Linked DNA regions of Mus musculus: regions 2, 3, 4, 5, 6 and 7 are each linked to region 1. Evidence: chromatin loops called from intact Hi-C (ENCODE). Cell type or tissue: heart. All regions are shown on one strand. Region 1 holds the start of Mafb (v-maf musculoaponeurotic fibrosarcoma oncogene family, protein B (avian)). Region 2 holds the start of Gm34741 (a long non-coding RNA gene). Region 3 has its middle 85 kb from the start of Gm25090. Region 4 has its middle 360 kb from the start of 4933416E03Rik. Region 5 has its middle 44 kb from the start of Gm38630. Region 6 overlaps Gm38630 (a long non-coding RNA gene). Region 7 has its middle 16 kb from the start of 9130015L21Rik.

Region 1 (4,000 bases):
CTATGTGCCATAAATCTCACTCCTACACTCGCAGAGCAGATCCGCCTACTTGCTCACAAAGCACCTGCAGCCCTCCGGGAAACCGGGAAGAGCCACGCACCTCAGCGCAGGTGCCAGGGCGCCGCCCTAGTCCGAAAGCGCAGGCTGAAAGGCGCGCCGCTGGGTATTTATCAAATTACCCTGATGGCATGGCAGAGATGTCACGAAGAAGGCAGTGTCGAGAGAACCTCATACTTGCTCTTTTGGAGAGTAACTTTTGCTCCTAAAATAAGAGTACCTCAAGGCCAAGTATCTAGGACCCTTCCGAGTCCTTCCATCACTGCGATGTAGTTAAAGGATGATGCAGCAGGGCTTGCTTTGGAGAAAAAAAAATCCTCAAGTATGTATTTAGGCGCTAGGTAGGAACTGTTGGGTACAGGGGCTCTGGCCACTGGCAATCCCGGCTTTCCTTCGGTGCCTGGGCCTCCTGCCTCTTTCCCCTTGCTTCTCCACTTCTTTCAACAACCCATCGAGGTCTTATTGCGCGTTGGGCTCCGAGTTAAAATGCGTCCCTGAACCCTCTCCACCTCCCCTGCCTTTCAGGGTTGGGGGGACCAGTCCTTTGTCCTGTCCTGCTGTGATACCATGGACTGGGAGGAATCCTCACGCGAATACTGAGTCTGCAGTGGCAGCCTGGAGAGAGAAAGGTCATTAGCCCAGGAGTTCCAAAACCATGCAGCAGAGCGCATAGGAATTAGAATGGGGGAGGCTGGACCATTGAAATGGGATAGGCTGCGAGCAAAGGCCTTCAATTGGGGCAACCCTCCTGTTTCACTCTTGCGCCCACCGGAGTGTGGTGTTCTCTCTCTCTCTCTCTCTCTCTCTCTCTCTCTCTCTCTCTCTCTCTGGAAGGAGGGGCTACTCCAGGACGGAAACGGGTTGGGGGGTGGGAAAGTGAACCTAGGAGACGCTGAGATAGCTCATCTAAAGCTCAGAGGAAGAGAGTGGTTACAACAGAGATAGTCACGGGGACAAAGAGGAGAAAAACGGCCGGGACAAAGGCCGAGTCCCCCAAGCCTGAGAGAGTAGCGCTTCTTCTGGAGTTTTACAATTACTGGTCTGGGGCCACAAGAGTCCTCTTCAAGGGCCACATTCTTGAGAAGTGGGGTTTGAGCCCTCCGTGATGACAGAGACACGCGGGAGCAAGCCCTGCTCTGCTGCCCTCCCCGGTGTTCCCAGGAGGGTTTGCAGTGAGGCGCGTACTCGGGAAGCGCTGCGTCTCGGATGACTGGGGGTGGGGGGAGTGGGGCGAGGTTAAAGCTGGAGCCCCATGAGTGTTAAGAGAGTATGCGTGTGGTGGTCGAGCCTGAAACCCCGGTTTGCAGAGACCCGGAACTCTAAACCTGATGGTCTCAACGTCCCCTGGCTGAGCCGAGGTCCGAGAGCGCGCTCTCCTCGCAGGACCGCAGCTGCGACTCTTAGGCGAGAGTCTGTGTCCTCATCGCCCATCTCATCTGTGGGAGGTTCAGCCTAACCGCCCTGGCTCTCTACCTAGGCAGTCGAATCATTTCTGCCGAGAGCGCACTTCTCCAAAGGGCTCGAGATTTCCCCAGCAGTTCACTGATCTAAACCTTTTAGGTGAAGTTTTAGTTAAAATACACCCATTTGGTTAAAATTAGGCTCCTGTGACCAGTCTCTACCCCGCCTTCCCTAAGGATTTAAGAAGGGGGGAAAGGCTTTTCTTATTGATTGGAAGCAAATTTTTCTTTCTGTTAAAAGGGGGGAAAAGGTCTGGTCTGGTTGTCAATGCTGCGGGTCACTAGCCCCCCGTGCGCGGTGTTGGAGGGCAGGTCCTGTGCAGCCAGCAGCTAGGACACACTCACCCAGCGCGCTTTCTGACGCTCATCTTTCCGCGTCCTGAGCTGGGAAGCAAAAAGCGACGTGGGAGCCGGGTCGGATCTCCGGATCCAGCGAATTCGACATCTATTCACTTTTGGGGTCGGGGTCGGGGTCTGAGGAAAGTCCCACATTTCCTGCCCTTCTGGCCCAGGGCAGGGAGTCTCTGTCGGCGCCCAACAGCCCTGTCTGAAAGCCCAGTGTTCTGCCTTCCTCCTCCCGTCTGCGTTCCGGAGAAGTTTCTCATCCGGTAGCCCTGAACCTTCGTCACCTGGCGTTTTCAGTTTAGAATACTGATCTTCCCAGCTCAGGACCTTTCCTGAGAGGAGTAGCCCACAAGCACACCTGGAAGGCTTGCATATGGAATTTCAGAAAAGGTGAGCAGAGAGGGTTAGTGGTTGAGTCCAAAGATGGGGTCGGAGGGCCTGTGCATAGTTCCAGAGGAGTCTGCCCTGGCTTTCAGGCCGCACACAGCCTGCGTTCAGGCCTGGCTTGGCCGGATCAGTTAGCTGGACCTGCACGGGTCCGAGACGCCATCCAAGCCTTCCCTCCCGCAAAGAACAAACCGGTTCAGGGCGCCGTTGCGCACCGTGGCCACTTGGGGTCGCACTTTATGCCTGTTTGAATCTCCTTGCAGCCGTCAGAAGCTTGGATCAGCTTAATCCTTACAAAACGTTCAGACAAAAACAGGGCCGGGTTCCCCAGCATCCCAGAGCCACTGAGTGCACAGACCGGTGTTGGTCTCGGCTCTGAGCCTCGGAGTTGTAAGGTTTCCACACGACTGGCAAGTGAAAGGTATTCAGAGCCTTTGGGCCAACTCTGTTTGTTTGTTTATCTTCTTTGGGAGCGTTTGGGGGTGTGTGTGGGGGGGTGGCGAATGCACGGAGCTGCGAGACCACTGGAGCTCTGTCTTCTGAGCTCAATCACTGAACCGGCTAAGAGAGGAACAGCGTCTCTTGGCCCGAGGAACCTTCCTAGAGGTTAAGAGTTAGATCTGAACAGAACTCTTGGAGCCCCAACCCCGCCCTCCCCCACCGCATACATTAGCGCAGACAGAGCTACCGAAACACAGGCACGCACCACACACATTCACTCGGCCCGCGGCGCCGAGGACACACGGAGCGTCGCCCACTGGGCGGGGGCCGCTTGGGAACAAAGGGCCAGGGAAGCGACATCCCGGGCGCTTATTCTGAGCCTACTTGGGGGTGACACGGGCCGAGGGTGGGAGTGTAAAGAGTATGTAGGGAGGCGTGAGTGCAGACAGCGGGGTGGGAACGGCGGCTTGGTCCAGAAGTGGGGCGCGCACTGAAGGCAAGCGTGCGGGAACCTCGACTCAGAGGGTGTTGGGGGTTGGGACCAGGCGGTCCGTCCCACTCGGCTCCAGCCCTCCTCCAGGCCTCAACGGCTTCGGGGCTCCTCCGGTCTCCAGTCAGCTGACGCGGGGGGGCGGGGGAGCTGTCAGGCACGCCCCGCCCAGCGTCGCTGGGCCGCGGGGGCCGTGCAGCCATTGGCCAACACGCCGGGCCGCTTGGGCCCCCGCGCTCCAGTGACATCAGGAAGCGATAAAAGGCGGCGGCGGCGCCAGCTCCTGCACAGCTGCACCGCCGGGCTGCGAGCGGCTGCAAGCAAGAAAGCCCTAGAGCCAAAGAGTCGGAGAGCGAGCGGCGGGCGCTTGCCCCGCGCCTCCCCTCTGCCCCTGCGCGCACCTCGCCGGCTTCTCTACCCTGCCCCGGCTCGACCTGACTCGTTCCCGGCGCGCTCGCAGCCCCAAGCTCCGGGGCAGCTCAGGCAGCCTCGGGAGGACTCTCCGGCGCGCCGCCGCGTCCCCAGACAAAGGCTTGGCCGGCGGCCCCGGCCCGCTGCGCCCTCGGCTCCCCGCCTCCCCGGCTTGCCGCTCTTCGCCCCCGCGTTTGGCTCGGCGCGTCCCGGCCGGCCGCAAAGTTTTCCCCGCGGCAGCGGCGGCTGAGCCTCGCTTTTAGCGATGGCCGCGGAGCTGAGCATGGGGCAAGAGCTGCCCACCAGCCCGCTGGCCATGGAGTACGTCAACGACTTCGACCTTCTCAAGTTCGACGTGAAGAAGGAGCCCCTGGGGCGCGCGGAGCGTCCGGGCCGGCCATGCACACGC
Region 2 (4,000 bases), 200 kb after region 1:
ATGGTTTCTGTGAATTACCATAGGGCACTATATCTCAGGGTTTTGATTATCACTGGACCATTGCTGGACTGAGAGAAGACGTGTTTTACTTTATCTTTCCAAGTATGCTCTCCACAGGGACTTCTGCTGCTGCCCGGGGCCTCTGGATGCTCCTGACTTGGGGGAGATTCTTGACAACTTAGAAAGAAAACACAATGCTCCCTGATTGAGGGAGATATAGATAATTACGCTAAGGCTACATGTAACCCTTTATGTACCACATCTGGCTCTCTATCACATAGTACTGAAACTTGGGGCCCTGCTCTCAGATTCTGACCAGCAGCTGGGAGACCCGTCTCTCTGCCCCATCTCCTCTGGTCCTCCTGCCTCTGTAATGGCTTGCCCATGCTATGTCTACCCCTTACTAACTCAAATCCTCTGTCTCAGTGACTGTGAACTCAAAACACTCAGGGACGGTTGTTACCCTTACCACGTTATAGACTTGGCCGCCACAGTTCCCTTGACCCACGAGATTGCCTAGCTGATGCGGCAGGAGTGTATGTCACTTGACTCCAATTTAACTGTCCTGGCCCCTTCCTTGTATTGCCAAGAGATTTCCTAACAGAAACGTAACCCAGCGATTCAGGCAATTATTCACGTATTCCCCCACATCATTAGTTTTATGGAACACTGCCAGGGGGCATATTTTTTCTTCCCTGGGACTCCAGAGAATAAAGGAAATAGAACTCCTACCATGAAGTCATATTAAGGAGTTTATTTCTCAGAAAATACCCCAATAGCACGTTTATAAAGCCTTACTTGGACTACATTTAGGAGAGGAATTATTTCTATCGCACCTGCTGGCATGGGCTATCACTGTGTAGACCTCTTGTCTTCTGTAACATAGATTTAAAATATTTTTGATATCATCTCCTAACCACAAAGGGGTTCCTGCTGCTGCTACAGTAAAGGCATGGTCTCTGTTGGAGTTTGGCTTTAGGTAGGATGACTATAATTCAGTCATCCAAGTTATGATGCATCTGGGTGAAACATTAGTCGTATTGGCTAGCAGATGTAACTCGAGAGGACCTCCACTCCCAAGTAATGAAATTTCCCTGCATGCATCAGAGTAAATCCAGAAAGAGTGCAGTTCAATTGGGTCAAATATAAACATTATATGGAAAGTAGTAGTTTCCTCTCCTAAGCTGAAAACGGAAGGATGATGAGATACATCAGGTAGCTTTTGATCTAATAAGGCTGTGTAACAGCTATCCCCAGACTCAGTATGTTAAAGCCAAACTATCCTAGCTTATCTATCTGCAAAACAAGTAATCCAGGCTGTGTTTAAATCTGTGTCATGTGTCATTTCTTTCTCCATGGACCAGTGGGTAAAACAGGGGGTACTCTCCCCATGGCAACAGCATGAGCAAAAAGAAAAAAAAATGGGTGGAAACAAGGGTTGCTTCCTGACATCAAGGCTTGGATCTGGCCTTCATTTTACCCACATCCTCTTGGTAAGGGCAAATCTTTTAGCTAAGCCTAATTTGTGTTTGATCTATAAAAGGACGTAAACCCAAGGCATACACACAAAGGACAGATACGTAGACGAAGAGGCAAGACTTGAAAACAATAGTGTGAATGGTGGCGGGGAACATTAGGCCAAAGGGGCTTGCTCTTCCTCACTCCAGCCCTCTAGGGTAGGGTAGCGATAGGTGAACTGACTCAACCATTACAGCCAAGGGGGTAAAGCGAATGGACCCCAGAGCGACTCTGTCTGGAGAAGGCAGGTTGATGTTCTCATGGTCTGAAGGGAAGTGAACTTACCCTGATGGACACTGAATGGAGAAAGAAACGAAGGGGGAAGACACGGAGGGATTCTGGGTAGCCACGCCACACTAGTGAACAGGTGCACAGATGGGGAACTCTCTCAATTGACGGTCATATCCATTATGTATCGCCCCACAGGATGGGGAAGTGAGGGAATGGACAGAGGAACTGCAAGTTCACAGTTGCACGCTTCTCCCATCTGAAGAGAGAAAACAGAAGCCCTTTTCCTGTGAGGTCAAGAACTAAAGTGTTCCCAGCTTGGAGGATTCCTGTATGCCATGCATGGGCCTACAGAGCGCCCCCCTGTGGATATTTTGAGTGTTGCTATTAAGAGCTAACCTAATGGCTCCTTTTGTCCTTTCCCTTCGTGGGCTTGGTGGCCACCTTCTTTGAGAGTCTCTTCCTGCAGTGTGTCTCTCCTCTTCTCACAGTGTCAAGCCTTCATCCTTTTTCTACCTGCTGTCAGAACCCTGCATGGCTTCCTCTCAGGTAGGTGCCTTCGTGTTGAGAGCTTGCTAATCAGATACACCAATCATGCTGATTATGTCTGGTTCAATAATGGATCACCCCTCCCCAGGAATCTCCTGTTTAACATTTAAGCCAATTATAAGGCTCTGGGGAAATGGCTTAGATTGGGGTTGAGGATCTGAGAAAGGCAGGCTAAAGAGAAGCATTTGAGGCAAGGAGTTTTAGAGCCAAGCCTATCTTACCCTAGAGATGACAATGGGCTCTTACTCTGTCCAAAGGTAGCTTTAATCCATGGTGTCAATGGATCACATGGATTTATGGCTTAAAGTTTGCAGAGGAGCCTGAGGAATGACCAGTGGTCATTAGGATCCATAGATTCTTTGATACCCACTACATCATGAATCTGGAATGTCCCCCAAAGCCTGTGTATTGAAGACTTAGTCTACAGCGTGGCTTTATTGGAAGATGGTATAATGTTTAAGGGATAGACTCTAGTGGGACTTCTTTGGGTCATTGGTGGTGAGGCCTCAAAAGAGATTGTGTAACCTGACTCCTCGCTCTTTTGTGTTTCTTGACCCTGGTGTGAAAGGTTCTAGGACACTACATCCTCCCCCTCCCCCACACTATGATGCACTAGTATATCACAAACCTGAAACAAGGGAGGCAGTTTACCATGAACTGAAATATCCGGACCGTAGTCAAAATAGACGTTTCATTTTATACGTTGATTTTCACAGGTATTTCTTTAAGTAACAGGAAGCTGACTTACACAGCATTCCAGCCCCTTTCTTCTTCTATCTGCCTGGCCTTCATTCTTCTAATGTAGACCTCATCATTTCTTTCATTCTGAGCTCTTTCATTAACTTCCTAGCTAGCCAGCCTGTCTGTAGTCTCTAACCTGCCATATGGCGCAGCAAGAGTTGAGTTTTTAAAAATTATTTATGTAATTAAAATGCTAAATGATATAAAAGTATAAAGATAATATAGTGAAAGTGAACATCCATGTCTTTTTTTTAATAGCAAAATAAAGAAAAAATGTGCATAATTGTAGAGGTATTGGATTTTCACAAAATGAGCACATTTACATGACTGACATTACAAATAGAAACAGAACCTTCCCAACCTCTCTTTGCCCCCTTCCTGTTTCTCACTACCCACAAAGGTAGCTATAGTCTGAATCCAACAGCATAGGCCTGTTGCTTATGTTTGAAACCCATGAAAATTCACTCCTTCAATGTGTGTTCTGTTTATTTTTACTCTTCTTTTAAGAAAGACATTTTAAAAGAGAAATGTGTTATGCCTGTTTTAAAATTGTTTTAAAATCCTTTCCCCTGGTACGCTTACCACACATCTTCAGTGGGAAAGCACAGCGTGTTCATGTCATGACAGGCTGGTATACGTGAACAGCTTTGCTTTGAACGTGTTTCTTTTTGTCTAAGCCAATCGTTTTGCCCTACAAGGAAGTTCTGCTGCTCACTCTTCTCATAGAATGAGCATTCTAAGCCACACAGACAGCTTAGGTGACTCATTACCCTCCTCTATCCTAAACGACTGCTTCCTGGAAGTGGGGGCCATGTTTGGATGCTTCTCTGCAGCAGCCAGTGATCCTGACACAGTGACCCAGTTTTATAAAGATGTTTCAGAAGTGAATGCATTGATGGCCAACGTGCTTTTGTCGTGGAGAACCGCAGTGCGTCTGCTGCTGGCTCCTTCTTGGCAGGTGATG
Region 3 (4,000 bases), 1.3 Mb after region 1:
GGCCCCTGTCAATGAGCCACTGCATCCTAAACCAGGCTCTGTACTTCCTCCAGGAGCTAAGTGATCCCAGGATGCCAGGATCTGTACTAAGGATAGAGAGACTCGACTAGGCTTGGAGAGGGCAGAGATGGAATGCGAGCCCACAGTCAGGCTCTCAGGACATCAGACACAGGACGAATTACACATCCAGGACCAGGATGACTGAAGATGGAAATTGTCTCTGAGGGTCAGGCTGGACCAAGAGGAGGGAGAAAGTGACATCCTGATGATGAATAATTCAGAGAGAGGAAGCCAGGGGCAGGAGGAGCTGCCGCAGGGCCCCTAGCCTGTTCTCAGCCAGTCTTTTCCTGAGCAGGAAACCTCCCAGCTGAGCCTGGGAAGCAGTTATCACTGGTGGGTGATTAAGTTACTAATCCTTCAGGGAGAAGACATTTAGAGGCCCATATTAAAGCAGTGCGAGGCAAAATTACATTCCGTTTCAATTTAGTTTAGCAATTCCCGTGATTTAGTTAAATGAAAAGCAATTGTTCTAATTAATAGTATTGAATGTTATTCATCAAAAGTGTCAAAACAGCTCCATGGCCGCATTTGTAACCCATTCTCCTGTCAGAGGTATGGATAATTTTCCAGGACGGGATGGGGCTCTGAGAGGGTGTGAGGGCTTTGGTTGGCGGGGGTGGTGGTGGTGGTGGTGTCAAGGGCATGTACATGGAGTGTGTACACGTGACCTGAGTGTGGCTATATGGGTCCATATGCCCTGGAGACATAGCAATCCTACCTGCACCTAACCTGGGTGTACATATTTATATGCAGTTATGCACAGAGATCAGTGTGCTTGAATGACTGTGAACATGTGAGTGTGTCTGTGTATTCCTGGCCGTGTACATGGATTACGAGTGTGCATAAGTGCCTCCAGGACTCATGTATTAGAGCATGTGCTTGGTGTGAATTGACACGAGTGCACACAGGAATTTAGAGAGTTGTAGGTCCGTATTGTGGAGGTGTGTGTACATCAGTGATTTCGAAGATCTGTTGCTATCCAGGAAGACACAGACATTGTGAGCAGACATCTGCATGGGGGTTGCGGGGTGGCTCCACGAGGATGTGGATAGATCAAGGCAAAGGATGAAGGGAATCTGTTACCCCAGGAATAGCACAGCCAGTTCTTTCCCCCCTTCCCTGTGTCATCAAGTGACTTCTTGATGCTGAGACACTGTCATTTGGATGTAGGGGCTGAGACTTTTTCTCATGCTCACTGCTGTATTCTCAGCATCAAAAAGCGACCTTGGCATACAGCAAGCCTCCATAATACATCTTAATAGATTATATTAGTGATGGATGCATGAGAATAGTGGGATAGATATCAGGGCACATGCATGGCTTGATAGAAGGGTGGCTGGTTTGTTAAGAGGATAGGTGGGGGAAGGAGAAAAAACCTGGATGGATGGATGGATGGATGGATGGATGGATGGAAGGAAGACAATAAGGCCCGCTGGGGCCTGTAGTCATGGGTGAGTTCCCAGTCTCATCTCAGTGTAGAGCCCAAGTTTCTTTGGCCCTCAGCATCGCTCTACAAAACCTCCGTGGAAAATTCCATCCTGGACAGTCAGCAGGCTCAGAAGCCTCACAAGTTGCCAGGATCAACCAAGGCCAAATATTGCAGAGCTCAGAGCAGAAAGGACAAGGATTTTTTTTTTAATTTGAGACACTGGGGAAAGCTCAGTCTTGCTGGGATAACAGGAAAGAAACCAGGCCAGGCAGGCCCTATGGGATTTTTAAATAAAGCAGGGCCCTCCAGGAGCTCCTCTACCTTCAAGCCGGGATGCCTGCCTCTGGCTTATGATCCTGGGCTGTTGGCGCTCCCCAGCCTGCCCTCCCTATCCCTGGTATTCTACCTAGCCCACACCTTCCTCATCGGGGAAACTCGTGTCCATCCCGAACTCATGGTCAAGCAATTTACCTTCACCACAGCCTTAAGGTGATAAAGATATCTACACTAGGCTCCCACCTCCTCTGTCCTCGCCTCCTATTCAGACCTGGACCTTGGATCTCTCCAGAGTTTACCAATCCTGGAGATGCCCCAAAACACTCTCCACTAGGTTATAAGTCCTCCCACAGATATTTTGAGCTGAGGCAGCAGTTAACCTGGCCCACCTGCTGTCATGGCCTGCCCCCTAGTGGCTATCTCTGGACATACACTATCCCCACCATGGCACCAGCCCGATGCCCCTATTCCAGCTTCAACCAAGAAAGGTTGTCTTTTGACAACCTCTACAATGCCCCCCAACACACACACACACACACACACACACACACACACACACACACACACACACACACTTCTTGCAGGTCCTGAAGTGCCCAGAGTTTGGGATGTGCCAGACAGCTCCAGGCTGCCCACGCAAGTGTCCATCCATCTTGATGGTGATTAGCCCACAGGGGAAGTGTTAGGGTGTGACCTCTGAACTCACTGAGCTCATAAAGACAATAGCTAAGACTGTGACAAGAGGCACCAGGCGTCCTGTCTATTTTGGGGTAGCCCCAAGTATAGCCGGTCAGAACCAAGGGCATCCTGGATCGCATTAATCTACGTAGGAGTGACAGAGACAGGATAGAGGGTCCAGGAGACTTTCCGCCAGACGTTTCCTCCCAGCCTGCCAGGCTCTGCTCTCCGCCTCACTCACGGAATCCCTGGCCCTGGCCTCCGGACACCCAGCTTGCCAGCTCTCTATGGCAGATCAGCGACCTTCCTCTCCTCTCAAAGTTTTTTGTTTTTTTTTTTTTTCTGAGAGATTAGAGGCCCTGGCTTTTGGGGGGCCTAGTCTTTGTTCTGACTCTGAGGATAGCAAAGCAAGAAGGAAAAACACCTCCTCTCCCACCCATGCTGAGGTAATGGAGAACCTACCTGGAAACAGCCTCTGGTTTGCACGGTCCAGGCTCTATAGAATTCAGGAGGATCAAAAGCTTAATTGCTAGAGTCTTGGGCCCAACAACTGGCTAGAAACAGGAAGTTCTTTGTTACATACACGGCTGCTGACTATCCCTTTCTCTCCTCTCCACTTGCTTTCTCTACTGGCTGGTAAATAGCTTGAAAATGGCCATGATGAAAATATTTATACCATGGAAGCTGCCAAATGATATGAGATAAACTATTATCAATGAAGCAGGCTTGGGACCCTTCCCATGTCCAGGCTAAATGTCAAGAATCCCAAGCACCAGGGTCACAACCGTTTTAGAGCCACAGGAGCTTGGACTGTGTACTGTATGGCCCAGCACCCTAGTGCCACCATGTCTGTGTCTGCAGTGTCAATCCTGGGAGCACAGTAGGCATTAGGTCTGTCCTAAGAGTCCGGAGAAATGGGTTCTGCCTGAGAATAGTACTCATAGCACTAGAGCTTACCAACCCTTCACTTTCCACCGGTAAAACTGGGGGCAGGAGTACTCGGCATAGATCAAGAACTTCATAGGACAACCAGGAGAAATAGACTTGCAAGGCAAGCAATCAGACCCTGGCCAGCACCGTGGGACCCAGTCAACAGTGCCTGCTTATTGTCATCAATGCCCATCATTGCTTTTGCAAGGAGTATCCTTACTTCCTTCACACAGGATTTCAAGGCTAACCCAAGACTGGACACTTTTGGCACATGAAAAGGTCTTGGTCCTTTCCCCTTATATTGGGTGCCTTGAAGGCATGCAGCATCCAGGGATGGCCAAAGAGGAAGCATCCACTCAAATCCTCAGAGAAAGAGGACTTCACAATCTGCTTAATCAGGCGTGTCAAAAAACAAACAAACAAACAAACAAAACAAACAAAAACTATCACCAAGGACAGAAAAGGTGACTCTTGGTTTTCCTCAGAGGAAAAAAAAAAACAACAACAACAACAAAAAAAAAAAAACCATCTCAGATCCCTGGGTAAATGCACTACCTCTTCTGTGCTAAGAAACTGTTCCTTAGCACTGGAAGTAAAGGCATGTGCCACCAATCCAGGGTAGTGGCT
Region 4 (4,000 bases), 780 kb after region 1:
TTTGAAATAGGAAGGTGAGTTGGAGAGGGGCCAAGGGGCCAAGGAGTAGAAGTAGAAGTATACAATACCTGAAGATGGGACACAGAGAATACTGTGAGGAGGGTGGGTTGGGGATTGTAGGGTGTTATTTACAAACATTCTATTTCTACGAGAAGTAGATAATGGAGGAGGGAAGGAGAGGAGGGAAGCTTAAATGTCTAGTCTAGTTTTAGAGTTTTAGTGATGTTACTCTGAGAAAATTACAATATCCATCTCATGGGGGGGGGCAAATGCCAGAATGATGATATAATCGAAAGTAACCGACAGCATTCATTCATTTATGGACTCCCTAGTATTCTCCCATTGTGTCCCGACAGCATGCTAAAGAGAGCAAAGGCAATCCTGTCTGCAAGGCCTTCAGAGCTTGCAAGAGAGAAGCACATTAAATAATTGGACTTTAATTTCACTATTGTGTTGATAAACTTCCTGCAGGAACACTTTGCCAATTAAGCTGAGCCAGGATGATAAAAAAGCATCTAGGGACCAAACTAGTACTTGTGTTTTGTTCTCTGTTCTCTTTTCCCTTCCATAGCTCATATCAAGGCCTCCTCGGATTTCTTAGATTGTTTCCCTTCCTTTTGCTCAGAATACAGACTGATGTCTGTTCTTCTTTGCTTTGTAGCATTTGTAAAAAGCTTTCGAAGGGAGTTCTGCACTCTTCCAAGTAGACAGAAGTGATGGACATGACACCCTTGGGAGCCTTCATCCACCATATGAAGTAACACTGTGTCAAGGTGTCCCCAGTAGAACTGAACTCTGGTAACTCGGGACTTGCTAATGCATGTGCTTTTCTGGTTTTCCCATTTTCTTACATCTACATTTCCCTATAGGTGTTCTCTGCAACTCTCGAACACCTCCTTTAACACTAATGGAAATAGGAGACACAGAAAAACAACAAAACAAAACCAAAACCAAGAGAATGCCTCTCTTGAAGTTTTCTCTACCCCCAAACACTTGTATCTCCCACACAGTGAGCACAAATATGGCCACATATACAAGAACAGACTGCTAAGAATTGATGGATCTCATAATGTGCTGTCTAGACCAGGACATTCTAAAAGGTGAACCATTAAACAAAGGTACACCCTAAACAAAGCAGGTGCAAACTGTATTCACAGGTAGTCTTCTCAGAGAAAGGCTAACTCTGCCAGACAGATATCAAGGACAGAGCCCTGGTGGGGATCCAGTCGGAGGCTCAGACTCAGGAGCAGGTAGCTCTCTGTCATATCCATGGGGTTCCTGGTCTCACAGACAACAACAAATCAGACCCAAGGTGCACTAGGAGGGAGGGATGCATCTACCCAAGATCCCTCACAGGAATACACTGTTTACAAGAGAAAGCAACAGGGGTTTGTTCAAATCTGTCACCCACATCCTTCAGACAGCTGCTGCTTTCTTAAGAGGCACCTACTGAGTAGAGATCACACCCTGAGGAGAAATAGTTGACTCTGAGAGCTTTCCCCAAATGACTGCTGATGTTGGAAGCACACACAGGCAGTTCGGTGCATTTCCTGTGTGCTGAAGCTACTTTGGGTGAGCTGGGGGCAGGCAGGGGCATTCCCAGAGAGGGAAGTTTCCATGCAAGCCCTTACTGCTGAGAGAGGTCTGCTTTCAAGCCTGCTTTGCTAATTTCCTAGACTTTTTTTTTTGCTTCCCCCTAAAACATTTAAACTTAAATAGCTATATAAGTTCAAATGCTCTTTTATAGACTGAAATAAACAGCTTTTATAGCCCGAAAACAGCAGACTTAGAGATCAACTGCTCGCCACTGAAGCAGGCATGTTTAAGCTAAAGAAATAGAAGCATTCTCTTCCTTATTGGTGGCTATATTTTTCCCCAAACTAATGGGAGGCAATATATAAATTAGCTGCCATCTAAGCTGTCAGGAGAAGACATTAATGCGGCCTCTAGGCATTTTGCTGCAAGGCTGCCCCCGTCTGGCTCCCACCACAATTCACAGATGGTGATTTCTACAGAAAACACGTATGCTTTATCTCTTCAGCCACAGAGAGTTTGAGGGCAAAACAAGTTCAGGGGTCTGGTAAACAGTGAGGTTTTCTCCATCTTCTGGCCACCATTCCTGGCCATGTATGCCATGTGATTTTGCTTAAAGTAAAATAAGGCCATTCTTGATTTCTAAAGTAGGCACCAGGAGCCCAGTAGCATGCCAGTCAGGGGAAGAAGAGCCTGAGGACTAGTCAAGCTCTTTTGCTGGAGATAACCTTTCTACTCCAGGGCATTACACTCCTTTGCCTTAAGGCTTTTCTTCCTCTGGGACCTAGGGAGCAAGTAGAACACTCACAACTACGAGATAAAGCCTAATAGTGCACACACACACACACACACACACACACACACACACATACACAAACAGACTGGAAGACAGCCCTAATGACCTCATCTTAGCTAATGACATCAGCCATGGCTGTGTATCTTAGCTAATGACATCAGTCATGGCTGTGTTTCCAAATATTATCATATTCTGGGGTGCTGGGATTTGAGTTTGAATCTATAACTTAATCCATAATAATGCTCAATAATATTTTCTGAGAGGCTACCCTTGCTCCAGTAAATGGCCCTGTGCCCATGCACTCATTGACAGTACGAAGTGAACTCGGTGGGTTTATACAAAGAACAACTGAAACTGGCAGGGCAAAGTTCTGAGGGATACAGCGGAGTAACTAGAGGGAAGGGAATGGGATGGATTGGATGGAAACGTTTATGTGCTTGTACAAATTCTCAGTGGTAACAAAGAACTGAAAGGTCACTAAGGGTACCTTAGAGCCCACATAACACGGGCTGCGGCCAGGATGTCACTGAACTGATTTGTAAATTACAAACAGAGGGAACTTCTTTCTCAGATATTTCCCATACTGGTCCACTGCCAGGCATATGTGTCTCTCTCTGTATCTTTACTGTATGTATACTGTTCTTTAGTTTCCAGCATCTTTCATTTACATCTCCCTTAAGTGCATCGAATTCATGTTCCAAACTTATGGCATGTCACAGCAATTCTGTTTAGCTTTCTTCATCAACTTATCCTGCCCACCTCCAATAGACAGATCTAACCCCTTTATGCTCTGTAGGTCTCCTTGCATACCTCTCTGGTCTCATATATTCCCCTTTATGGCTGTATATTGAAACAGTAACCATACTAAGGTATTGATGACAGGAAACAAACTAGATATGGTATATATATATATATATATATATATATATATATATATATATATATATATATATATCTGAAAAGGCTTACTGTTTAACAGTTTTCTCTGAGATTGAAACCTTCCATCATTTAGGGAAGCTCTTTAAGCAGGAAGATAAATAACTCAAAATAACTTCAGAAAAATCCCTGAAACAGAGTAGACTCACCAGACCCCTCCCTGTCAGAGTAAGCAATAAAAGCTGAGAGTCTCTCTCACACAAGGAAAGCTCCAAAGAAGACTCTGACACCAGCCTAGCTGCCTGGGAGAACCAGAAAACAGCCAAGGTGCTGGAACTGCCCAAACTGCCTGGAAGAAGTTTAGACCAGAGTCGCTTGGAAAGGGCATACTCCAACGTGTTGAACTGACATCGGGGTGTGCAGTGTGCTCTGGGTATTCTAGTTTTTGTGAGCTGTCATATGAGTGCCGGAATGGGCCTTGATATTGCAGTCTTTGACTCATTTCTGCTTCTATAAGTAAGTAACCCTCAATAAACCTCATGGTTCACCAAGTTGGGCTTTGGCGGCATCCGTACTTTGGTCTATTGAGGGACCTTATCCAGGGTGAGCAGACATTTGTAGCATCTCCCCAGAAAAAGTTTTGTCATATAACAAGGCTGAAAAGCTAGCAAGCTCCATCTGAACCATTAGCAAGGCCTGAAGAGAGACAAGAATCTGTGGGGGTCCAGTATCCAGTTTGCAGTTCATCTCAAACCTCCTTAGAACTACCTAGAACTGCTTAGGGAGGCACAACCC
Region 5 (4,000 bases), 1.5 Mb after region 1:
CCTCTCCAACTTGCTTCTTGGTCATGATGTTTGTGCAGGAATATAAACCATGATGAAGACACTTATGCTGGCACCAAGGACCGTGTCTGGGTCTACACCCCTGTAGCAAAGAGGGTATGTTACCACCAAAGGCTTGGAGGACATCCCTCGTCTGTACCCATGTTGATATTTGAGGGCTGTGCAGAGCTGGTCCTACCTCTTATCTGGGCATTGCTGAAGGGCTGGCCCCGAAGGCATGAGACAAGGAGAGCTGGCACCTCCCCTTACCAGGTGCAGCACTAGGGAGAATAAGGCCCAGCCCTCACTCAGGAAGCACAGTAGAGCTGGGCCAGGTTGGGGGAGGGTTTCAGGTGAGCCATCCCAAGGGCATGAGTGCAGGAGAGCTGGCCTTGCCATTCATCTGTCGTGTGCTGGCATGGGCAAGGGAGAGGTGCCCTTACGCTCTCACCCTTTGCCACATGAAGCAGCCAGGAGACCTGGCTCTGGGCTCATGAGAGTGAGAGAGCTGTCCCTGCCCCTCAGTGGCTCCAGTGCTTGGGAGAGCAGACCTGCACCTTACCTGAGCAGCACAGTAGAGCCAACCGTGGACAGCACTGCAGGTAAGTCAGCCCTGAGGATGTGAGCGCAGGAGAGCTGGCCCCACCACTTGAGAGGAGTCCCCGTGAGGAGCCAGTATTGACAGTGTAGCAGAAGCCAGGGTGCTTGAACCAGACCAACGCTTCTGCAATGACTCATTGCAATAAACAATTTCAAGTAAGGATGTGTGGACAAGGAACATACTATAGACTCCACGATTTGTTTTTTCTTTTCTCTTCTATGGGGGAGGTTGCAAGGGCAGAGGGCAGGTAGGAAGGGATGGGGAGATGAGTGGGACTGGGGTGAGTGATGATGTGAGATTCGCAATCAATAAAATGTTTTTAATTATTTTTAATCCTGTGCAATACGTGCACATGAGTGCAGGTGCCACAGAGGCTCTGCCCTAGAGCTATACATACAGTTATGAATGTGGGCACTGGGAATTGAACTTGGGTCCTCAGGACGAGCAAGCAGGACATGCTCTTAACCACTGAACCACTTCTCCCACCTCCAATCACAACTTTAAGCAAGACTCCTGGGCACGTGCCCAGCCTGTTGCTGGGGCCACTCCCCAAATTCTCTGCCCCTCAAGACTACAGGAAGGGTATCTTTGATGGACAGAGACACTGGCCAGACCTGGAGTGGTCTGGACACCCCACCGGGGTACCTTCATTCCACCTGCTACCCTTTGCTCTTTGGTAGGCCTGCCCAGGCAGTAAATGCAAATGCTTGCTGGTGGGCTTAGATTTCTGCTGTGGTTATCACAGTAAGATGACGAATGCATTCCTCTAGGAGCTGCTGAAGATTAAAGGCCCGGTTGATAAGGGCCTGGCTCGTGGCAGTGTCATGTGCTAGGACTCCTCGAGAGAGAGAGGAGGTATTCAGATCTGAGCAGGCCTTAACTCTAGGGCGGTAAACCAAGTCTGGCTTCTAGCCTATGCAGCTCCAGACACACAAACACGGAGTGCCAGCGACCCCTGCTGGCCTCTGGGTGAAGTGCATGCCCAGGGCATCCATGCTGCAGACAGGTCAGACTCAGAGGTTGAGCTACTCTAGAGGGCCTGGTATAGGGAACGCTGCTGCGCAGGCCTACACATCAACGCAGAAAGCCTTAACCAGAGCTGCATCTGTCCTGAGTTGTCTGTGGACATTTTCTGCAACCCCAGATGCCAGCGTGTCGCTTTGACCTGGAAGAGCCTTCAGAGGTCATGGCTTATGCACAAAACGGTGCTTTCACATCAGCGTATGCTTGGCTTATGCAGACTGATATCCCCAGAATGAGACTAGGAATGACCCAGGAGGCTACACCTCAGCTCTGGGATGGTTAGCCAGGGATCACGCCACCCCCAGAACAGCAAAGTTCTCCAGGTTCCAGGCCTCTGGTTCCAGGCCCAGTGTCCTACACCAGCTTGATGCCCCTCTCGATTGTTGCCCTACAGTGCATCCCAAAACTTGGTAGGCACAAAACATTTTGTCATCGTCATAGATGGTCAGGAATTAGGCAGTGGCAATAGGATGGGTGTGCTCCTGCCTGCTGAGGGCCTATCGGGCTGGGTTTCAAAGGACTGGGTGGGACCCACTTCCACAGTGACATTCTAGCTCCTGGGCAGGAAAGCATGATTGGCACTGAGGTCTTCTGAGGCTGCTCTTGACAACATTCTAGTATTATACTACTGGCCTGGCACAGGGGTGCCTTGGCGTCCCAGCAATGACCTTCTGTCACATGACAGCATCACTTGACATCCCTCCATGAATCAAAACAGTTACAAGCCTGCAAGACCCAGAGAGGGGTGGCAGACCAACTCTGCCTCTTCATGGGAAGGCCATTGGGGAGTCTGCAGCTGTTCTGCAAAACACAGCATGCCCAGGCACCAGGGCAGTTCCTAAAATGTGTGCCCCGTTCCCTCCAAGCCCTGATACTCCCGCCTGGAGCTCAGAATTGGTCCCTCTGTGCCTGTGGAGGAAAAGGTGACTGAGAAGAATAGCCCTGGACCGGATGCAACAGTGGGTGGCTGTGAGGGGGTTGCTGTAGAAAGGGAGCTGGAAGACGCCTCAAATGACATGGTTTGGCTTACTGGGCCCCAGGTTCTCACATGTATGGGCACATGTGCATGTGTTGGACGGGCACGCATGAAGGTCAGAGGGCAAGCTCAAGTGTTTATCCTCAGAATGCTGTCTACCTCCTTAGAGTGTGTCTCTCATGAGCCTGGAGCTGAGTAAATAGTATAGACTGGATGGCCAGTGTGCCCTGGTATACGTACCACCACACCTAGCATACACACACACACACACACACACACACACACAGGTTCTGGGGGTGAACTCAGGCCCACATACTGACAACGCTCCTATTTCTAAATCTGAGTACTTACAAGCAAGGGAAGGGTGACAAGCATGAATGCAATAAAGAGGAAATAGTTCCTTAGCTGCCCCTGTCCCTCCGTATCTGCTAGACTGCCAGGAAAGGGACGAGTAGTGACTCCTATTGGCCAGCAGAGGGCAGCACAGTACCGCTCTGCAGCATCAGAAGTTGAGCTAGCAGATGGATGGATGGAGGCTGGGCTAGGATCAGAACCTCCACATCCCTGGTAAGGGTGGGCTGCTGCCTGATCCAGCATGTGACAGCCACGGAAGCAGGGGTTGTATTCCTCAGGCCTACTGCACAGGAACATTTTATCTGACTGCCGGGATGAGTGCGGTGTGTGTGTGTGTGTGTGTGTGTGTGTGTGTGTGTGTGTGTGTAACAGCACACAGTTATATCCCATACACAAGCACTTAGTATGCAAAGTATCCATGTGTCTGAACAGTTACAGTTTAAGGCTTGTTCCTGTGTGTCTGTGTGAGCATGTCCCGAAGCTATCACTTGCCCAGGGTGACCAGCAGCCCCACTTGGAAGTGTTCCCCACAAAAGATCTGGTGTCATCATCGCAGGGACCAGGGGGCCTCACTACGGCCCTTGGGAACCCCTCCCAGACATATCCCTCCCTCTGCTCAGCCCCAGTTATCTCTAGCTTCTACCCATCTGACCGGTCCATCATTGCACTTTGATCCTTTCCTGGATGTCTTATCTCCATTTTTTTTTTTTTTAAAGTCCTCCTTGAAGGAGACCTGGGGACCCAAAGATCCTGGCACCAGGTAGTCTGGCTTAGGTAATAGAGGAAGGAACCGAGGTAGCCTTCTAGGACACAGTTGGACTTAGAGGTAGTAGGGAGTCTTGCCTACTGAGCAAACTATGGGCCAGGGCTTTTGAAACTCCATGAAGCACAGGTGTAAACGGATGGAGGGGAAGTTAATACTGCCATCCTTGCTTGACAGACAGAAACCTGACCCAGAGAGAAACAGTGTGGAGCCAAGGTTTACAAAGTAACTGTCCGGCTGGGACTTAAACCTAGGACTTCTGAGCACTGCTATTCTCCTTGCTGGG
Region 6 (4,000 bases), 1.5 Mb after region 1:
AGCCTCCTATATCCCAGTCCTTAGAAAGCAGAGGTGGGATCCCTGGGGCAAACTGCATAGCTCAACTAGCACCAGGTTTCTCCAGAAACCCTGTTTCAATAAATAAAGTAGAAAGCAATTAAGAAAGATACCTATTATCAACTAGGGGCTTACTTACACACACACACAAATATGCAGTCACATATGCATGCTCACACAAACACAGAAAGAAAGAGAGGGAGGAGAGGGAAGTAGGAAGGGAGGCAGGAAGGAGCAAAAAATAATAATAATAATTAAACTAAAAATGACAGCGGCAAACTAGCCAACCCCTCCACAAATGACCACTTTGAACAGATCCACCTTCATGCTGTCCCAGGCTGCAAAGTCAGAAAGGAACATGCAATGGGGAAGGGCGCTGAAGCCCAGCATCACCTCAGGCAGCCTCAGCCCCTAACACTCAGAGGGAGTCTTACCAAATATCAAAACAAAAACAGATTATATCTCGGAAACATGAAAATGATTTGACGCTGTGTATATAATCTAATTCAAATCACAGGCCCCCTAATCGACATTTAATTGATGCAATGATGTTTTCATGACGGTAAATAAACAAAATATATAAACAGAACCATCTTCCTTGATATTTAATGACTACTTAACAGCTACTGGGGTCAGAGATACCGCGCACTAATAAACAAATGCTTAATAATCAATTGGAAGTCATTTCCCTGGTTATTGCTTCATTAAATCAGGCTCCGACGTCAGCTGCGGGACAATCCTCCCAACAGGAAAACAATGGCTGAGAAATGAAAAAGACTGCAACAATGGCCCCCGTGTAACCGGGAGTAAACTGGTGGGGTTTCCTCTCCAGCCCTAAAAATCAAATGGGCCTAGCTTGCCTGTATGCTGGGCTTTGTTGCCTTAAAACAGAGTCTGCCTCCAGCCCTGGCTTATGAACCCCACCCCCTACCTGCTCTACCAGGTAATCAAAGTAAAACACAGAACCTGTGCAGAGGACCCAGCACAGCGACTAGGTATTAAGTACTTGGCAGGATGGCCCTAAGTATTAAGTACTTGGCAGGATGGCCCTTCCCTGTGTCATTCATCCGCCACAGTTGTTATAACGCTAACTCGCCACAGATCTCTGAGCACTCCTGAAATTCGCTCTGGTCACTTCTCCCAGTCAGTGCCACATGGAGTCATTCTTTCCTGGCCCTGCTGGTGGCACCATGAGCTTCCAAACCATGTCTGAAAGGGGCACCACTAGGCACGCTGGTCAGCTGGTCAGTGGTCAGCATCATGTTTGGCTAGAGCTCTGAGCTCTTGTTCCTTCTCAGGGGCCTGGAGCCTGAGGCAACCTTTTCCTGTGTCACCTCTGGCTGAGAGCTTCCAGGAGGAGAGACCTATATGGGACCCCATGTGGGCAAACAAGGTCTATCTGCCCAGGCAGATCAGGGTGCAAGTCACTGCCCAGATACATTAAATGAGGAAGGAGAGGAAGAGCAGAGATGAGGGGGAAGGGGAAAGAGGGGGGAGAGGTGGAGTGAGTGGAGCAGGTAGGGAAGGAGATTGAGAAAATAGGGAGCCCTCTAAATTCTCTCCCAAGTCCCTCTGGGGTGCTGGGGTGGTATGTATAATATGCTATGTAGTGTGTGCAATTGTGTATGTGTGGTCTGTATGGTACGTTATGTATGCGTCTGTATGCATGCAGTCTGATGTGTGTGGTGCATGTGTTTGTGGCTACGTGTGTGTGTGTGGTCTGTATGTAGACTGTGTATATTGTAGTCTGTTTAGAGTGTGTGATCTTCGTGTGGTATGTGACTATGTGGTTGCATCTGTGTGTTGTGTGTGTGGTGGGTGTATGTGTGTATATGTGCTTGTGTATGAGGGTGTGCACTCATGGATGGAAATGAGAAGGTGACAGTGACCAAACAAGGCAGAACACGCTTGGTTCCAGTGGACCACTTACAAGACAGAAATGCCACCAGGGTAAGCAGGGCACCTAGGAGAGGCGGGCCATGGGCTTGATGGTCCCATGGCGCCATCGTGTGGCCAGCCTGTGTGATGACTGAAGGTGCTATCTCCACTGATAAACTATTCTTGGTTCCTAGGATCCTTATTCTTATGGAGGGAATAAAGTTATGCCCAGGCGCCACAGACCTCAGAAGAGCACAGTTCACCATCTTAATGAATTGAGCCAAAGTGGAAGGAAAGAAAGAAGCAAGAGAAGGAGCCCGCAGAGTTTCTCAGACTTGGGTCCGAAACACCAAGAGTTCCTGAAAGAAAGTACCTCAAGAGGTCAGTCCCAAAGATGACATAGATGGCAGCTCAGGGGGTTCACACAGGAGTCCAGGGGCCTTGGTGCTGGGGATTCAGGGGGAAAGGAGCCAGAGTCCAGATTTGGCAGGGAGGATGCAGTTAGAGAGTTCTCCTACTCTTCACTTCTCCTCTTCGTGCTTCTTCCTCTCCTCTGTTTTCTCCTCCCTCCTCCCCTTCTTCCTTTTCCCCTCCTCCTCCTCCTCCCCCTCCTCTTCCCCTCCATCCTCCATCTTCCTCCCCTCCCTCCTCCTTTCTCTCTCTCCCACCCACCCATGTATCTCCCTCTTTCTCCTCTTCCCTTCCTCTCATTCTCTCTTCTTCTCCTTCTTCCAACCATTCCCTCTCCGCCCCTCCTCCCTCTTCTTCACTCTTCTGTCCTCCCTTAACCAGACAGTCTAGAAGAGTTCCCAAGAGCCTCCTATATGACTTCTCACCTCTCTGAAGACTTCTCTACTGCCCTGAACCCCATAAGTGAGTGGCCAGATTTGTACAACCCCATTTTTTTAGGGAGAGGTAACTGCATTTCTCTTACCCCGAGGTCCTGTGTGGACTTCCAGAATGTGTGGATGGAACGCTCAGACTGCCTATGCCTTAGACTTGTGGGTTCACTGTACACCTTTAATGGCTGTGACCTTAGACAGTCGCTCAGCATCTCCACACCACCCTTCCCAGATCACATCTATAGGCTAGCTACTTCACAGTTCTGTTCCCCAAACAGGTACCCCCCCCCAAGCACAATCAACTCTGGGAGCCAAGAATGCTGGACAGTTACAGATCATATGACACAGCAAGGAGCAGAGACATGGCCCCAGGTTTGTCCCTTATAGTGTTCACTGTCTGCCTTCTCCATTGGATCAGGAGCCTGCATCTCAGCCTGACTGTCTATTCTCCACTGAACTCCCAGTGATTGGCATATATGGTGGGGTATTGTGTAACTTTTTCCCAGGAAGAGATGAACAAACATCGATTCGCTCAAGATAGGGTACCCATGCCAGAGCATAAGAACAATTCCGGTCCAGCTCACTGGCTTGATGCTGCTTGCAGAAGGAGCATAAGTAACTCTCAGGCAGCAGCCTCATGGGAAAGCCCACCCCACATGAGTGACAGCTCCGCAAGCTGCATCCCTTAAGCTCCCTGCCAATTTTCCTGCAGGAGGGGGGCCCACCCCAGTCTCCTCTGCCAGCAGGTGTTTACTGTTTTTCTATCCCTGCAAGGAGCCCTGTGAATCTCGTGATTTCCTGAGCTTCCTACGCCTTGGAAACATCTCTCTATTTCTTGAGTCTTGGGAACCCCTCCCCAACTCCGGAAAGGCTGAATACAGAGGAAATAGCTACCCAGCACTAGGGCTTAAGGGGCATCTGTTGATTGATAAATCAGGTCACCGTGGAGTCCCGCATACAGCATGCCTTCACGGTAAGGGCTGCAATGAGAACATCCTAAAGGTGCTCTCCCTTCAGACAACCAAATCCTTTCCAATCCTCCCATCTCTGTACCTCCTACTCAGGGTGCCCTCTCCACCATGGCCCAGGCAATCCTCTTCACTTCCAGAGCTTTCTGACCAGTGTATGCATAGCCAGGCTCTCAACCAAGGAGCCCTGACTTTCCTCTCAACTAGCCTCAGACTTTCCATCCACATGACAACTGATGAACAGTTGTCAGAAACCAGGTCCTTGTCTGAGTCCCTGCAGCTACCTCCAGCCGG
Region 7 (4,000 bases), 370 kb after region 1:
TAAACCATTTTGCTGGAAGCTCCTGAGAGAGAGGAAGGTCACACTGCGGTTCCCATCTGTCTGGGCGCCTATTTAGAACCTCCATGTCACACTCTCCCTCCCAGACACACACACACACACACACACACACACACACACACACACACACACACACACACACACACAGAGAGAGAGAGAGAGAGAGAGAGAGAGAGAGAGAGAGAGAGAGAGAGAGGAGAAATTATGGTGCACAGCTATTCTCATTTGAAGAAAAGCATGTTTTGGACTTGAGGAATTTGTCATTGTCTGAAACTGATTTAAGGAGCAGTGGCGATGCCTCGTACAATGGCAGCTGGAATCCAGCACAGGCCCATGCCCAACTTCACTGCACTGTTCTTAGCTAGGGTGGTTTTCTTTGTTGGATAATGGGCCGGGACACTCCCTTCTCACGTTCATTTCATGCTTCAACTTCATAGTTAGCATGCATGCCCTCTGTCCTTTAAATAAAACCCATCAAATTGCTATGCTTTGCTTCCTGATTTGTCTAAGTTGTTAAGAAGGTATCTATCAAATCATCCCACCTACCGTAATGGTCCCATACACTATTTTGTCCAGCATGAGATTCTACATCCTGAAAATCAGCTATTTGAAATATTTAATTGTTTCAAGTATCTTTATATCTTTCTAATTTCTGGTTGCCTCAAGATGACAATGATCCAGCAACTCTATGGCAATCTAGCACTTCACTTGTTTGTTTCGATATCGATCGTTTAATCCCTTTCAGATATATCTGAGTATGTGGCAGGAGAAAAGAGAGATAGTTTAATTGCTCAGTCACCTTAGAAACACTTAGGGAATAGTGTTCACCCCTAGAGCTGAGTGCTTTAGCTATCACAGGCCAACCCTTTGTGTATGTGTGGAGCGGTTTCTCCTTCTCCTTGTCGTCCTCCCCCTCCTCCTGCTGGTCCTCCTCCTCTCCCTCCTCCTCCCCCTCCTCCTCTTCTTTTTCTTCTCTTCCTCTCTCTTCTTCTTCCTCTCCTTTTCTTCCCTTTTCTTTCTTCATCACAACTTATTTTTTACTTGTCAGTCTTCCTTCTTGCATTTTCTTTCCTATTTTGGTTTCTTTAAATACAAACATCAGATTTTTTTTAAGGTAAAATTCCTCCTTTATTTTTACCGATAATATTACAAACAGCTCATAACAGCAATTCTTCCTTCACTGTGAAAGTGTGCATCTCTTTCTCTTCTGGTTCAAGCATCTTACCCATTGTACAACTCTCACAACAATGATAATGGTCTTAGCTATTTGTTACTGATTTGTTTTTCTTAGCAAGGATACCTTTATGTTGAGGTGTTTACCTAGGGACTTGTTTTACATGTTAAAATTTTTTTTAAAAGTCCCAAGAATTCAAGTCAATGGCTAAAACAAGCTATCAAATATGGAACTTAAAACTGTTAAAAATTACTAACCTCCTTAGTGATCAAATTTGTAAAAACCAAGTCATTTTTAAGTCTAAAAGCTATGCATTTAAACATGACACTGCTCCATTCTTGAGGATGAAGTGAGATGGGCATTTACATATATGCTTTTGTGGAACTGCACATTGGTTTAAAAATTACAAGCAATAACTTCAAACATATATTAAGAATATTAAATATGTTTTGAAATGTGGAGTACATAAAGTATCATGGGTCTCATTAGATATAAGTGAGCTGTTAGAAACAAAATTAAAAAGAATGAAACGATAAAGGGGCCTGCAAATATTTCATTGTGGAATGTTGTGTACTCACCAACGTGATGTAGAAGGAAATTTTGAATGACATGTTTGTGACTTCAAGATAACAAGCCAACATAGACCTGTTGTGTGTAAAATGTTATGTTAAGATTTTTCTTTCTTTTTTTTATTCTTTTTAAGAATAATATCCCTTCTTTAAATTAAGTGTCCAGGAAGGATAATTACTGAAATCTCAGAAGAAGATTTTTTTCTAGTTGTTGGGCATATTATTAATCTTTTTATTTATTCGTTTATTTTCTGATATTTTGCTGTGCAGGATTGCCTGCATCTCAGCAGTATCCTCACCCTCTCTTCCCTCAAACATCACCCTTTAGCCAGTTTACACAATGAAAAACATGGCCAGTAGAGGGCACTGAAGATACCAGACTGCAGTGGACTCTCTCCTGGTTCCAATATGGATTCTCCTTTGGCAAGAGGTGGCCCTTGAGGCATCCAGTGGCATTCTACCACCAGGACCATTGTCCACGGGCAGGTTTACACAGCATCCCATAAATGCATCCCATAAATGCGCAGCTCAGGGAGTTTCCTCTATTGTTCTCGAGCCCAAGTACCACTCATTGATCAGAAGTGGCTCCTGGCTCTAGGCTAGGAAGAGAGATCTCCGTGTGCCCCTTCTCTAGGTTCTGCTCCTGATCTTGAAAGGAGTGGCAACTTCCTACTCTACTAATTGGTGATTTGGGGAGTTAGGTCTACCAATCCCGCGTTAGATGTAGCAATTCATTACACAATTTACGTTTAAATTGACACATGGTTTTAAGTCTTGGTTGGATCTGATCTATGTTATAGTGTATTTTGCCACATTTTCTAGGATTCTACCATAAAAGTAAACTAAATTCATGTTTGTTTTCCATTTATTATGTTCATCTCTATCTATCTATATATGGGTATCACTCCAACAAAGGAAAGTAAGAATGATTTTATTTTCTTATGGTAATGAAAATAAAGAAAATATAATCAGTATCTTGAAACATTTGCCTGTGTATAAAAATTAGTAATGTACCAATATCTAGACATCCTTGTATGTGTATCTTCTAATGTAGAAATCTTTTAAAATGTTTTTTATTATTTTTAATTATGTGTATGGTTCCAAATCTCTTTTTCCATAGCCATATCGTTATCAAACAAATCACCTGTTTAGATTACCTAGTTGGAGCCTAGGGAGTCCACGGGACACCACCATCACAGAAAAGTCAAGAGGGTTACTCTTCTTCTTTCCTGGAACACCACTCTCATGCAGCATTACTCTGCCAGGTCGCCATGCTTTGCTCTGACGCGTCCTACACTGATGTTTTGGGCATCCATTCCTACCTCACAGTGTGAATTAACTGCCCTTTCTTCTCTTCCCTCCCCTGCAAGGCTGTCACATCCCAATATGTAAGCAAGGGTCTCTATAGCCGACCTTTGGCATTGCCTCAATTTCTTCAAATGCCGCTCAAGGGTTAGGGTCTAAAGCGAGTGGCCTCTTTGGGAGTATTCAGAGTCACCCTATAGTTATTAGATGTGGGTGTGACACCTCTCTAGACTTATGCCCTGACCTTTCTTACGTCAGCAGTGACTACTCCTCGCTTTGACTCAGTTTCTTCTTCACTGTGGGATCTTAGGCTAGCCATTTCTTAAGAAGCCCCAACTTCTGAATTTGTGGGTGACAGATTTGATGCCCATGGTCTATAAGTTCTTTTCACAGAAACTGCTTTGTACTCTTCTAGTAAATTTCTGATATCAGGACATATAAAAGAGGGGTAGTTGGGGACTACATTTTATAGGTCATAAGGGTGACATGATGCACAGAGAATTTAAAGACAACAACACAGTCAATTAAAAGCTCTCCTTGTTTTCCCAATCTAAATGGTTTTTGTGGTTTTGATGATATAAACATGCCCAAACCAGGGCTTGGGCAGGCAGCCCCTGCTCTCTGGCAGGCCATTACCTTGCTCAGACTGAACTTTGCTATTGCTGCCAAACATTGCTGTGTTATGTCTTGTAAGGAGACAGGTTAGAGGTGTGAAGATGCATGTTAGAGCCCATGTTGCACCAACATAGGGTTGGCTTTTCATTCCTAATTTGTGTGTGTGTGTGTGTGTGTGTGTGTGTGTGTGTGTGTGTGTGTGTGTGTGAGAGAGAGAGAGAGAGAGAGAGAGAGAGAGAGAGAGAGAGAGAGAGAGAGTTCTTATGGGGTAGGGTCTCACTGACTTTGTTAAAGTCATTGTATAACCAAGCTGGGTTTC

Evidence for each region. A loop is a pair of places that touch in the nucleus more often than their neighbours do. Peaks named below come from ENCODE experiments on the same cell type or tissue, not always from the same donor. Only the 100,000 strongest peaks of a DNase experiment are listed, where the experiment ranks them.
Region 2: it touches region 1 in a loop (2.1-fold over the local background); 6 of 42 quality-filtered maps call a loop at or near these places.
Region 3: a loop joins it to region 1, with 10 times the contacts of the local background. A loop is called at or near these places in 16 of 42 quality-filtered maps.
Region 4: it touches region 1 in a loop (2.6-fold over the local background); 5 of 42 quality-filtered maps call a loop at or near these places.
Region 5: a loop joins it to region 1, with 2.0 times the contacts of the local background. A loop is called at or near these places in 2 of 42 quality-filtered maps.
Region 6: a loop joins it to region 1, with 3.0 times the contacts of the local background. A loop is called at or near these places in 10 of 42 quality-filtered maps.
Region 7: a loop joins it to region 1, with 2.7 times the contacts of the local background. A loop is called at or near these places in 4 of 42 quality-filtered maps.

The regions. Positions count from the first base shown.
Region 1 is chr2:160,366,533-160,370,532 of GRCm38, reverse strand. It overlaps Mafb (v-maf musculoaponeurotic fibrosarcoma oncogene family, protein B (avian)), which reads left to right and starts at 3,468. Exons shown (of 1, transcript NM_010658.3): 1 at 3,468-4,000. The coding sequence starts at 3,857. In heart, a CTCF peak has its summit at 2,472 (motif pointing right); DNase peaks (open chromatin) are centred at 2,502 and 3,382; H3K4me3 peaks cover 3,727 bases; H3K27ac peaks cover 2,237 bases; H3K27me3 peaks cover 2,448 bases.
Region 2 is chr2:160,169,288-160,173,287 of GRCm38, reverse strand. It overlaps Gm34741 (a long non-coding RNA gene), which reads left to right and starts at 3,623. Exons shown (of 5, transcript XR_866916.1): 1 at 3,623-3,994. In heart, a CTCF peak has its summit at 2,112 (motif pointing left); a DNase peak (open chromatin) is centred at 1,957.
Region 3 is chr2:159,052,258-159,056,257 of GRCm38, reverse strand. No RefSeq gene overlaps it. Among named protein-coding and RNA genes, the nearest start is that of Gm25090, 85 kb to the left of the region's middle. In heart, a CTCF peak has its summit at 2,156 (motif pointing left); DNase peaks (open chromatin) are centred at 287, 1,567 and 2,667.
Region 4 is chr2:159,584,864-159,588,863 of GRCm38, reverse strand. No RefSeq gene overlaps it. Among named protein-coding and RNA genes, the nearest start is that of 4933416E03Rik, 360 kb to the left of the region's middle. In heart, a CTCF peak has its summit at 1,984 (motif pointing left); no DNase peak of the experiment used is centred here.
Region 5 is chr2:158,863,103-158,867,102 of GRCm38, reverse strand. No RefSeq gene overlaps it. Among named protein-coding and RNA genes, the nearest start is that of Gm38630, 44 kb to the left of the region's middle. In heart, CTCF peaks have their summits at 1,570 (motif pointing left) and 3,070 (motif pointing right); a DNase peak (open chromatin) is centred at 1,582.
Region 6 is chr2:158,910,816-158,914,815 of GRCm38, reverse strand. The region is part of intron 1 of Gm38630 (a long non-coding RNA gene); the gene reads right to left. Among named protein-coding and RNA genes, the nearest start is that of Gm38630, 3.5 kb to the right of the region's middle. In heart, a CTCF peak has its summit at 2,029 (motif pointing left); no DNase peak of the experiment used is centred here; H3K27me3 peaks cover 1,646 bases.
Region 7 is chr2:159,998,774-160,002,773 of GRCm38, reverse strand. No RefSeq gene overlaps it. Among named protein-coding and RNA genes, the nearest start is that of 9130015L21Rik, 16 kb to the left of the region's middle. In heart, a CTCF peak has its summit at 2,118 (motif pointing right); no DNase peak of the experiment used is centred here; H3K27ac peaks cover 8 bases.